2 separate regions of the Homo sapiens genome follow, and region 1 is linked to region 2. A link is a contact called in ENCODE Hi-C or POLR2A ChIA-PET data. All regions are on one chromosome and are shown on one strand. The core of a region is the stretch at or near the end of the contact, and the rest is flanking DNA. Distances in the headings are between cores, read along the strand shown. Region 1 overlaps CCDC141 (coiled-coil domain containing 141). Region 2 overlaps CCDC141 (coiled-coil domain containing 141).

The links. A loop is a pair of places that touch in the nucleus more often than their neighbours do. ChIA-PET counts read pairs that join two places held with the same protein, here RNA polymerase II (POLR2A). Pooled maps may share reads with other maps.
Region 1: a loop to region 2 is called in a pooled map, with 2.7 times the contacts of the local background. The contact joins two enhancer-like sites. A Hi-C loop is called at or near these places in 4 of 50 pooled maps. POLR2A ChIA-PET finds 5 or more read pairs at or near these places in 3 of 52 experiments (H1, WTC11 and activated T-cell).

Annotation. Positions count from the first base shown.
Region 1 is chr2:178,859,464-178,864,782 of GRCh38, reverse strand. The region is part of intron 17 of CCDC141 (coiled-coil domain containing 141); the gene reads left to right. Among named protein-coding and RNA genes, the nearest start is that of TTN, 55 kb to the right of the region's middle. Within about 2 kb of position 4,047, at least 6 of the 41 ENCODE cell types and tissues checked have a DNase peak (open chromatin) inside an H3K27ac peak, as active enhancers do.
Region 2 is chr2:178,911,178-178,916,489 of GRCh38, reverse strand. All of the region lies in intron 7 of CCDC141 (coiled-coil domain containing 141), which reads left to right. LOC105373766 (a long non-coding RNA gene) reads right to left here. Exons shown (of 4, transcript XR_001739140.2): 3 at 781-854. Among named protein-coding and RNA genes, the nearest start is that of TTN, 110 kb to the right of the region's middle. Within about 2 kb of position 2,034, at least 3 of the 41 ENCODE cell types and tissues checked have a DNase peak (open chromatin) inside an H3K27ac peak, as active enhancers do.

The sequences.
Region 1 (5,319 bases), core at 2,798-5,297, 54 kb after region 2:
ATTATCCAACAACATTAAAGCACAGAAATAAGTATAAATAACTCAACTTTAATGGTGGCCTGGCTCTGAAGTGGCCGTTCCTGTAGGCCACACATTTACAGACCACAGGCAGGTGCAGGATGGACCATGGCTGGAAGGAAAACCAGAGGGGAAGAGAGCAAGAGTGGCTACTTGGATTCTGTTAAACAGGAGGGAAGCAGGAACTGACATCTGATAATGATGTTCATTTCAGCGGTGTGCTACAGGACTGTAGAGTTTCAGCTCATAATTTGTGTTCCAGGGAGTTACTTTTGGCTAGAGAGGCGTCGACTCTTCGGGGTTGAACCGGTAGTGTAATTTGCCCTCTACTTGATAGAATGGCCACTTCCGGTTCCTATGCTGCTGCTTACACGTCAATCACATCTTGTTAAGGAAAACCGTCAGAGCACGTTGGTCTCCCCAAGGCTACAAAATGTGGATTCATGGTTATGGAAGCTATTCCTTTACAGTCTTTCCTTAAAGTGATCTTCTTTATTCCTCTTTCTCTCTTCTTTCCTCCCCTCCCCCTTTCTTCCCGTTTTCCCTCCTTCTCTTCCTCCTCCTCTACTTCTATTTGTAAACCTTTGTCTTGCCAAAATCCTCCCTCTTTGCAGTGATGGTTGGGCTCTACATTTGCTAAAGCGCAAGTGGAGCAGGCTGAGGGGTTTTCCCAGCCCCCTCTGGCTCCGTTTCTAGCTCCCTGTAGAGCTGTGACATTTATGAAGCTGGGTCTCCCTGTTCAGGCCCTTCCAGCAGGAATTCTATTTATAGGGACTGCCTCATGATGAGACTGTGTTTGGAGCCAGCCGGCCGGGATGACAAATTTCCCTTCCTGTCAATAGTAGGTACGCCCCAGGATTGTCTGTACCGTGTCAGGAATGAGCAGCCAGATACATGCGGGTTTGATTTAGGAATCAGGTATCACTTTAGCATGCTCTTACATTTTAAGAGAGATATTCTTCCCATTTGCTTCCACTACTGATCCAGTTAATCTTTCATGTAACTTACAATTTCACATTTAAATGACCTCTGAGAACTTTGAGTCTTTGTCACTTCTCCTTTTTTGTGGACATGTAGTGCGTGTGCACACCCTGGACTTTCCCACCACAGGCCTAAGGGAAAATAATCAGAAGGAATATTTTCCGTGTCCCTTAGGAAAATAAAAATATGTGTGTTCCAGTTTATATTGTGAACAGCAGAGCCCAAACAGATGGCAGTTTCCACAGTGGTAATAATATTTGCTATCTAGACATTATTATCGTTGTTATCATTATTAGTCTTTGGGTATAGCTGCTTAAAACTTACGTAAAATTAAATATGATACGTTATACTGATTTTTTTCTGCATAAACAATTAAAATTAGATAACATGCCAGAGGACTAAACCAAGTATAGCATTTATGTTTAAAGTTGATTTTTAAACACAGTTTCACTTTCAATGTGCTTAAAGTACTGTTAGAAAGTTCACAGACTCTGACTTGCAATGGATTTTTGAGAATGTCCAGTTCAGTATGTTCATTTTTCAGATGGGAAAACTGAGGAGCATATGACTTTCATGTTATGAATATGCTACAGGACAACAGAGTTTCAGCTCAGGGTGTTCCAGGGGATCAACTTCAGGCCACAGACTCATTTGTTGGGCACCAACATGCTTATGATTTGTTAAACTCAGAATTCACCATTTACATAATATTTCAGTGCCATTCAACCACTGCATGGTCTGATGTTAAATATCTTCTTTTTTTTATGCTTTCCTCTTCTATCCCTATTTTCTGGTATATCTAAGATGTTTGTATGATCTGATATAATAGTACAGTTCATTTGGTTATTTCAAAAAAATTTCTTTCTTGACTGTGCTGTAGCTAACTTACATGGTCTTAACTTCACTGAAAGCCCTTAGAAAAGAACTCAATACCTCAAGGCAAAATAAAGTGTTCTAAATGTAATTTTTAAAAATGTAATGTGATGTGCCTTAGAGACAACGAATGATAGTTTGTGCTTTATCTTTGAGAAAAAACCATTTTTTTCCAATTTCATATGAAGACATAGGAAATTGTAGAACCTTATTTTCTTCATGTCTACCTACTAGAAAAATAATCTTCAGACTGCCAGACTTTGTGCTTTTTCCTACCCATTTCACACAAAGATACATTTGTATGCTTGAATGTTGAATATAATTCATATTTTTTCTTGCCTGACTATATAAATAAGTTGTTCATACACAAAGCACAGTAGACATATTCTCTGCCATATTACATGACACAGAAACATCATTCTTTACACATCCACATTTAGAAATGTAATAAGTAAATATCAAGCATGCTTTCTTCTTTGAACCTGACCAAAAACAGTACCTTTACATTTACATGATGTTAATGGAAATTTGTAACTCGAGGCTCATATTACAGATCACAATTACTTTGCTGAAAAGAATAGTAATGACAGAATCGGGTTGGTATCCGTGTTCTCAAGTTTTCCACATAGAACTTCCAGATAATTATTTACCTTACCCTGAAATTTTCCACTGTAGCAACATCTTACCCATCAGGAATTATGCAGAAAAGGACTTAGTATATATGTTCCATGTATCGGTCACATGTTCTAATGGCACAAATTCTTTTTTCAATTCGAATAAATCAGTCAAATGAGTTACAGGGATACAAGTCGATTAGTAGCAGTAAATTAGAATAGAGGAATAGTGTTGCTATAGACACATACGCAATAAAATTAAAACCGTCTGACATTGTATAGTGCTTTGCCACTGACAAAATGACCATGGACTGCTACCCACTGGCAGGAAAGGAAGCAGAGAAAGAGTTTGCACAGACGGCAAAACACCCAACAGGGCAGCACAATGGTATAGTGCAGACAATAATTATTTTTCAAGATTTATAACCTGAATTCATTATTTTCTTTAAAAAGGACTCCATTATATTCACTCAACGAATGTGTTAATGTGGCTTCTGTGTACCAAGCCATAAGAATACAAATAGCAGTGGCTCACACCTGTGTTTCCTGCACTTTGGGATGCCAAGGTAGGAGGATTGCTGGAGCCCAGGAGTTCCAGTCCAGCCTAGGCAAGATGGTGAGACCCTGCCTCTACAAAAAAAACTTTTTTTTTTTTTTTTTTGAGACTGAGTCTCACTCTGTCGCCCAGGCTGGAGTGCAATGGTACGATCTTGGCTGACTGCAACCTCTGCCTCCTGGGTTCAAGCAATTTTCCTGCCTCAGCCTCCCGAGTAGTTGTGATTACAGGCATGCACCACCATGCCCAGCTAATTTTCGTATTTTTAGTGGGGATGGGGTTTCACCATGTTGGCCAGGCTGGTCTTGAACTCCTGACCTCTGGTGACCCACCTGCCTCAGCCTCCCTAAGTGCTGGGATTACAGGCGTGAGCCACTGTGCCCGGCCCTACAAAAAATTTTTAAAAATTAGCCGAGCATGGTGATGTGTGCCTGTAGTCTCAATTACTTGAGATGCTGAGGCAGGGGGATCCCATGTGCCCATGAGTTTGAGGCTACAGTGAGCTGTGATCACGTCACTGCACTCTAGCCTGGACAAGAGAGTGAGACTCTATTGAAAAGAAAAAAAAAAAAGCACAAACATCCTCAGGAAACTTCGAGTCTAGATAGCATTAAAACCCATGGGACTTCACAGTCACAGCCATTCCTCTAGTGGGCCCCATCCTGGGTCCATCTGGATGGTATGTGTAAGAGGATAAGAAAGATTACAATTTGCTCTAAAAGCATCCATTCCATAAGGTTAAAATGTTAACATTTTGGTGTTTAACATCTGCAAAATGACTGTGGAAACTTCCTGAACAATAAACAGAGCTGAAGTTTAAAATTATGGTTATCATGTTCAGAAAACAAAACTTAACATATTATGAAGACACAAAACATGCAAAATGGATAAAATATGTATTACTGATGCCTGTTGCTACCTACAATTTAAGACAGAGCAATTGTCACGTCTTCCCAAGTTATCCCACTTTCAGCCGCTAGCGGCTGGCCTCAAGCACAAGAAGACAAGGGAGTGGTTGCCAAATGGAAGGAGGCCAAAAAGTCTTGTCCTGAAATCTCTCTGGTACTAAGTCTGAATATTCTACAATTGGGATGCCAAGGTAGGAGGATTGCTGGAGCCCAGGAGTTCAAGTCCAGCCTGGGCAAGATGGTGAGACCCTGCCTCTACCAAAAAAAAAAAAAAAAAAAAAAAAAAAAAGTGTTGTTTTTTTTTTTGAGTCTCGCTCTGTTGCCCTGGCTGGAGTGCAATGGTGCAATCTTGGCTCACTGCAACATCTGCCTCCCGGGTTCAAGCAATTCTCCTGCCTCAGCCTCCTGAGTAGCTGTGATTACAGGCATGCACCACCATGCCCAGCTGATTTTTGTATTTTTAGTAGAGGTGGGGTTTCACCATGTTGGCCAGGCTGGTCTTGAACTCCTGACCTCTGGTGATCCACCCGCCTCAGCCTCCCTAAGTGATAATTGATAATTGTAGCAAATGATTTGGGTTAAATTTTGAACTTTTGGGTCTCTTGATTTTGAATGAAGCATCCCTGGGAGGTGATAACATCACAGCTTTCTGTTACTGAATATGAGCATCAAAAAGCTTTTTTTCTGGAGTGAATAAAATGACAGGCAAGAAATGACATTCATGAAGTGGACATTGTGGAGATTGACCAGTCATTTTATATTTTTGCTTCTGGCCAAACATGTGCCATAGTTCTAAGGAAAGGCTTTCTTTTTAAATGCATTAAATGCATTTCTGTTTTAAATATCCCATGTCCCTCACACAAATTGGCCTTGACAGCAGCAAACTTATAAATAATACATTCTTATGCCAAAGCTGGCTCAACCAGCTTCGTCAAGACTAACAATAGCAAGCCAGCCTCACTTGGCATCAGCCTCTTTCCCTTCTGCTTCTTTCCAAAGAAGCTTTGTTTATTCCTAACCCTGAGAAGGGGCTTACGGCATGCTGGAAAATTTGGCAAAGATGCTCATTCTGCTAATTTCAAAATAGCTATAGTTTTTAAATCTTAATAACTTATTTCTAATTATAGCTATGTTAACTCAGTCTGTTTATTCTATGGTAAATATAGAAGAGCTGAACATGTGAAAAGATGGGAAAATAAAATTATTCATTAAAAATATATTTTCCCTAATTTTCTGAAGACTTTGAGGAACTTTAATATGAATTATAACACCATTTCAAGATTTCTAACAGGGTAAACTTTTTCTCACCCCAAGCTTGGGGTGTTTTTCTCCACTTATGTGCTCAACTTGAGCAGTTGTCTCAGCCCCA
Region 2 (5,312 bases), core at 785-3,284:
TTATGTCGTGTAAATCTACTCAAAGAAGAAAACTCTTCTTGTGGCTTATAAATGGTATTTTTCTTTTTTATTTATATTGTAAAACCTCCAAATTTTATAAAAATTTGACCACTTTACCCAATTTTTAGCCTGACACTTATAGCCCTAGTTTAAATAAAGAACTGAAGTTTTAAAATTAATATAATTTCAAAATCCCTTAAAATGTTTTTTCTAGAATAAAATTCTGTTTACACTAGTGAAAAGCTATGTTCAGTTTATATAATGAATTATCTCCGAAACACTGAATTTTCCTCTTGAAAATTCACTTCGTTGTGCCTTGAGTGCACTGGGTTTCCTAATTGTGAACATTCCTGTTCTTAGAGGAAGTCATGCTCTCAAGAACTGTGAGGGGTTTGAGATTTTACCCTACATTCAAGCTAACATGTTAACTTATCACAGTTTCATGGATGATTGCAGAAGACACCTGACCTCTGGCTCAGAGGTGATTGATTATAGCAAAGCAGCAGCCAGAGTGTCAGCATGCCACATCAATTCTCCCAGCCCCAAATCCCCCTGAGTGATGCAGATGGACCCAGATGGATATATGCAACTGCAGCAGGTGGGGTTCAGGAGAGGAACCCTAAGCTTGGGGAATCTGTAGTTTTACAGCAAATAGGAAGCATGCCTGCTCTTTGTCTTGAAGGGCAACATCACCTCAATCCTGAAGGTTGCTAGTTGCAGACCCAACACTGAGAAGTGGCCCAGATATAAAGGGATCAGAGTCTTGTATTCTTGACCTACCAGTGAGATGTGTAGGAGCACCAGAGATCCATGAAGAATTTTCTCTCCCGGCACATGCAAATTGGATGTTAGCACTGCAGGAATAAAAGGTGAAGTCAGCACTTTACAAAAAGGTACTTTCCTTGAAAATCAATTTCATTCTTGAAAAGTGGAATTATTTTTCAGCAAACAACTTCTTGTTCCAAATTCGTTGAAGCTATGTCAATATACTTTTTCAATTTCTATGTCAAATACTAATGTATCAAATTTGTTAGTGTAATGGGCAATATATAAATGAGTGAGTGGGATAGCTTGAATATCTGCTTGGTAAAAAGTGAAATATATGATTTTTTAAATATACTTTTTACTTTTTTGAATTTAGTTAAAATAAAAAGAATAAATATCCAATTTTATCTGCAGAATAGACTTAGTAATTTTCTCATATCATATATATTCCTTTTTTCATCCAGGTTTTATCATATTCCTGGTTAAAATCATTGAGGAGTCCCTCTTCCCCCTTTTCCTTTCATTTTCTTTCTTTCTTTTTTTTTCAGGGGGTGGGGACAGGGTCTCACTGTCACCGAGGCTGAAGTGCAGTGGCATGATCACAGCTCACTGTAGCCCTGACCTCCGGGGCTCAGGTAATCCTCTCACCTCAGCCTCCCAGGCAACTGGGACTCCACCATACCAGGCTAATTTTTTGTATTTTTTGTAGAGATGGGATTTTGCCATGTTGCTCAGGCTTGTCTTGAGCTCCTGGGCTCAAGGGATCCACCCTCCTTGGCCTCCCAAAGTGCTGGGATTATAGGTGTGAGCCACCACACCCCACCTCCTTTCATTTTCATTCATTCCCCTCTCTAACAATTCTAGATAGGGATATTATTATTTACTAGAAATATTTTACAATAATTTATTTTATTATTTAAAGGTGAATTCATGAGAATAATTACCCTTCTCTTTAGATATTCACTTATTTAGTATATATTTATTGAGCCACTGCTATGTGTCAGGCATTGTTCTAAATGCTAGAAAATAAATAGCAGAGAACAAAACTTACAAAATTTGTGAAATTCAGTAAAATATAATTATCACTTAATTGCCCACATTGACAACAGTTCCCCCACTGCCTTTGTCCAGTGGCTCCAGGAGTGCAATTGATTACCTTTAATTCTGCTAGGGTTTGATGATTACCCAAGGTTCAGGAATGTTTCTCACCCAGAGGAAGTGTCTGGCAGCCTGTGGCTTGAGATACGGATGTTTGGACCTGGAGTGAGCAGCAGGTGGCGATGTTGAGACAGCATTAGGAACTTGCTGCTTGCTGTAAACCAACCACTGGATTCAAGTGGAGTGAGCCATATAACTCAAGAATCTGATATACTTCCTGTTCTTTTTAGAGTTTCCTAATGTGTTTGGTGAATGAACCTATTTGTCAAATCGCTTAGCAGAATATACAAGTAAGTGTCAGTTGTCGACATTGACTAATAGTTGATTGGAGAAAAGTTCCTCTAATTATCAGATGTTACTAAGACTTATGAGAACATGGCATGAAATATGAATATAGCACCTATTAGAATAACTCATCTCGATCCTCCAAAATATTCATCCTTCGGGATTATAGATTATCTTATTTATTATACTTCTAGTGTGTTCACAGAAAACAAGCTAAGCTATGGTTGATATTTATTGATCACCCCAAACGTATTTATCATTGTTAAGGGAATGTAGTTTGAATCAGAGATAAATATACAATATGTTTCAAAAACAGAATGAGGTGAGCCTGTATTTACAGGACAGCTGCAATTGAACCCAAAACTGTAAAACATGACTGATTGGTCATAATGTATCGTGTCCTATGCCTTCCATTTCCAGGCACATGATTTCATTGAAGAAAGCAAGCAGAGGAAACTGAGGCCAAATCCATTTTATGAACATGGTCTGATTTTTGGGTGGTCAGCCTGAAAGCAAAGATGAAGCAAAAGTTGGGGTGGCCAAAGAAACACACAAAAAGTAGTTCGAAATGTAACAATTGTCATAGCTTCCGTTGTTTCTGCCATAGCTATTGAAACATTAATGTCCTTTAAGAAGATGATGTTGCTTTTTCAAGATATTTACAGTGATCCATAGTAATGCTTATAGCAACATCATTGTTTCAGATGCAAACAAAATAATTAAGCATGGAATTTGTATACTTTTTTCATTTATATATACGTGATATATATGGGATATTAACATTTTCAAAATAAACACATTTTAGGCCCAGCTGATGAAAAAAAAATAATTAAAATGGTCCAGTTGTTGTATAGATTGAAATTTTAAGAAAACCTGCCCAAGTAGAGTACCTAAAAAAATACTATGCAGAAGGAATTTATTGAGGTAATATAAATGAATTCAAGTAATAGGCTAAATGTTATTAGATATCAAGGAAAATATAATTACTTTCAGTTTCATAATTCCTCAGCAGCCTGTCTTAAATTCCTCTTTTTCAGAACAACTCCCCTTTCTCTTAGAAATAACTAAAGCCACTTATGTTCCCTCCCTCTCTTCTTCCATATTTGCATTCAGCTAGTATGTTGTGTTCCTATTCTTGCCATGCATCAAATGGGTACTTGAGCGAAAGCAATGAAAGATATAATCCCTGCTTTCCAGACCTTCTCAGTCAAGTTTAGATGAGAGGCCAGGGAACAGAGGTGCACTGGGTTGTGGGAAAGCTATGATGGAGAAAGCCCAAAGCATTAGAACACACAGAGCAGAGACCCTTAACCTGGCTCAGGGAAAAAGAGTCAAGGAAGGCTCCCCAGAGGAGGTGATCACTGAGATAAGTTTGAAAGGATGGGGCAAGAAGGGCCGAGGAAGGGCTGGATGGTACAAAGTCATGCCATGTTTGGGGAACCTAAGATAATTCAATTCGCCAGGAATGTAGGGTGTACACCTAAAGTGATGAGAGACAAAGGTGGTAGAAGCAGGTGGGGAGATCAGGAAGCATTTTGAATAGCATGCTAAGGAGTTTCTATTTTATGCTGAACATGTCTTTATATATGCAGAGATATTTAAGAATTGAAAAAGTCATGATGATGCAAACCTCACCACAAGAAACAGATGATGTCTTAATTTACCCTCTTCCTGTACTCCCTATGACAGAGTGATGAGTGTAGTGTTTAGAAACCTTTGATTTTAGAGCTCAGAGGTCAGGCTGTTTAAACCACAGCAAGTATTTGATAAATATGGCTACATTATTAGCATACAATTATTAAAATAGATATATCATAGAAAAATTATAGAAAAAGAAACATCTTTAACATCTTAAGTGTCTCATGAGAGCTCACAACTCAGTTCATATCTAATAGTCTGATAATCAAGACATTCAATTTTATTGTCCTCACTCATGAATACCTTTCACATTTAAGCTGTCAATGGATTTCTAACGTAAGAGTGTATTAATTGGTTTCTCTTCTATGTGCAGTATCAGATTGTTGCATCTCTCTGTTGGCAGTAAGCACATTCTGCTTAGTATTATAGATATTTATTTCTGGGTAGATTTCTTTTGCTAAATTAAAATTTCTTGAGGGTAAGAAACATGTCCTTTTCACTTTGTGTTCACCAGAACACCTAGAACAGTGACTTCTAGTTAGTGGGTGTTCAATAATTATTTGAATGACTAAGAGCAGTGAAATATTATAAACTGTAGAGTTTCAAGGCCAACTACATGAAATTGTTCATAGGAGATTATATTGATCCAAGGTACTTGGGACTTGACCATTTTGAAAGAAGATAATTTAATTACTTTAATATACAAGGAACACAAATTTTAAGCTTCATCTCTGCATCATATCTGAGAAGGCAGGTCTTGCTGTGTAAAGGGCTTGTCATCTACACATAGTGCCTCCTCTGAGACATCTCCAGGCAGCACTAATTGCTTGTTTTGTATCATTTCCATAATATTTCTCTGTATGCCTTAGAGAGAGATTGTGTCCTAATCTTCTTTGTGTGTCACATAGGTTCAAAAAACTTTTGTCGGATGAATGAATAAATGACTGGCCATGTGACAAATCAATTTACATTTTGAGCTTGAGTTTTCTCTTTTATAAAATCAGTCTAATATTCCTCATCTACTTCAGAGAGTCTCATTCAATAATAAAAGTTCTTATAGTTGGTGATAAATTGTACACACTCTTTTTGGGATACAGTTGGAGTGTAAAATAAATGGAATTGTAGGGTATTAAGTGAAAATTAGAAATGTTTGCTAGCATTACACTTTGCCAAAATAACAGTAGATTTTGGAGCCAGAATGCCTGAGTATGAATCTGATCTTGGACATTTATTAGCTCTATGACCTTGGGCAGTCACTTAACTTCCCTGTGCATTGGCTTTTTTAACCTGTAAAATAGAAGTACTATTGGTACCTTACAAGGACATTGTGCTGTCTAAGTAAGTTAATACGTGGCTACAGCACAGAACTGCTAAGCACTCACTAATTGCTAGGCAGTATTTTGTCTTTATATCTCTAATGTGATGTAATGCTTTTGTTCATTTTCACATTCCCAGCACGTAGCTGA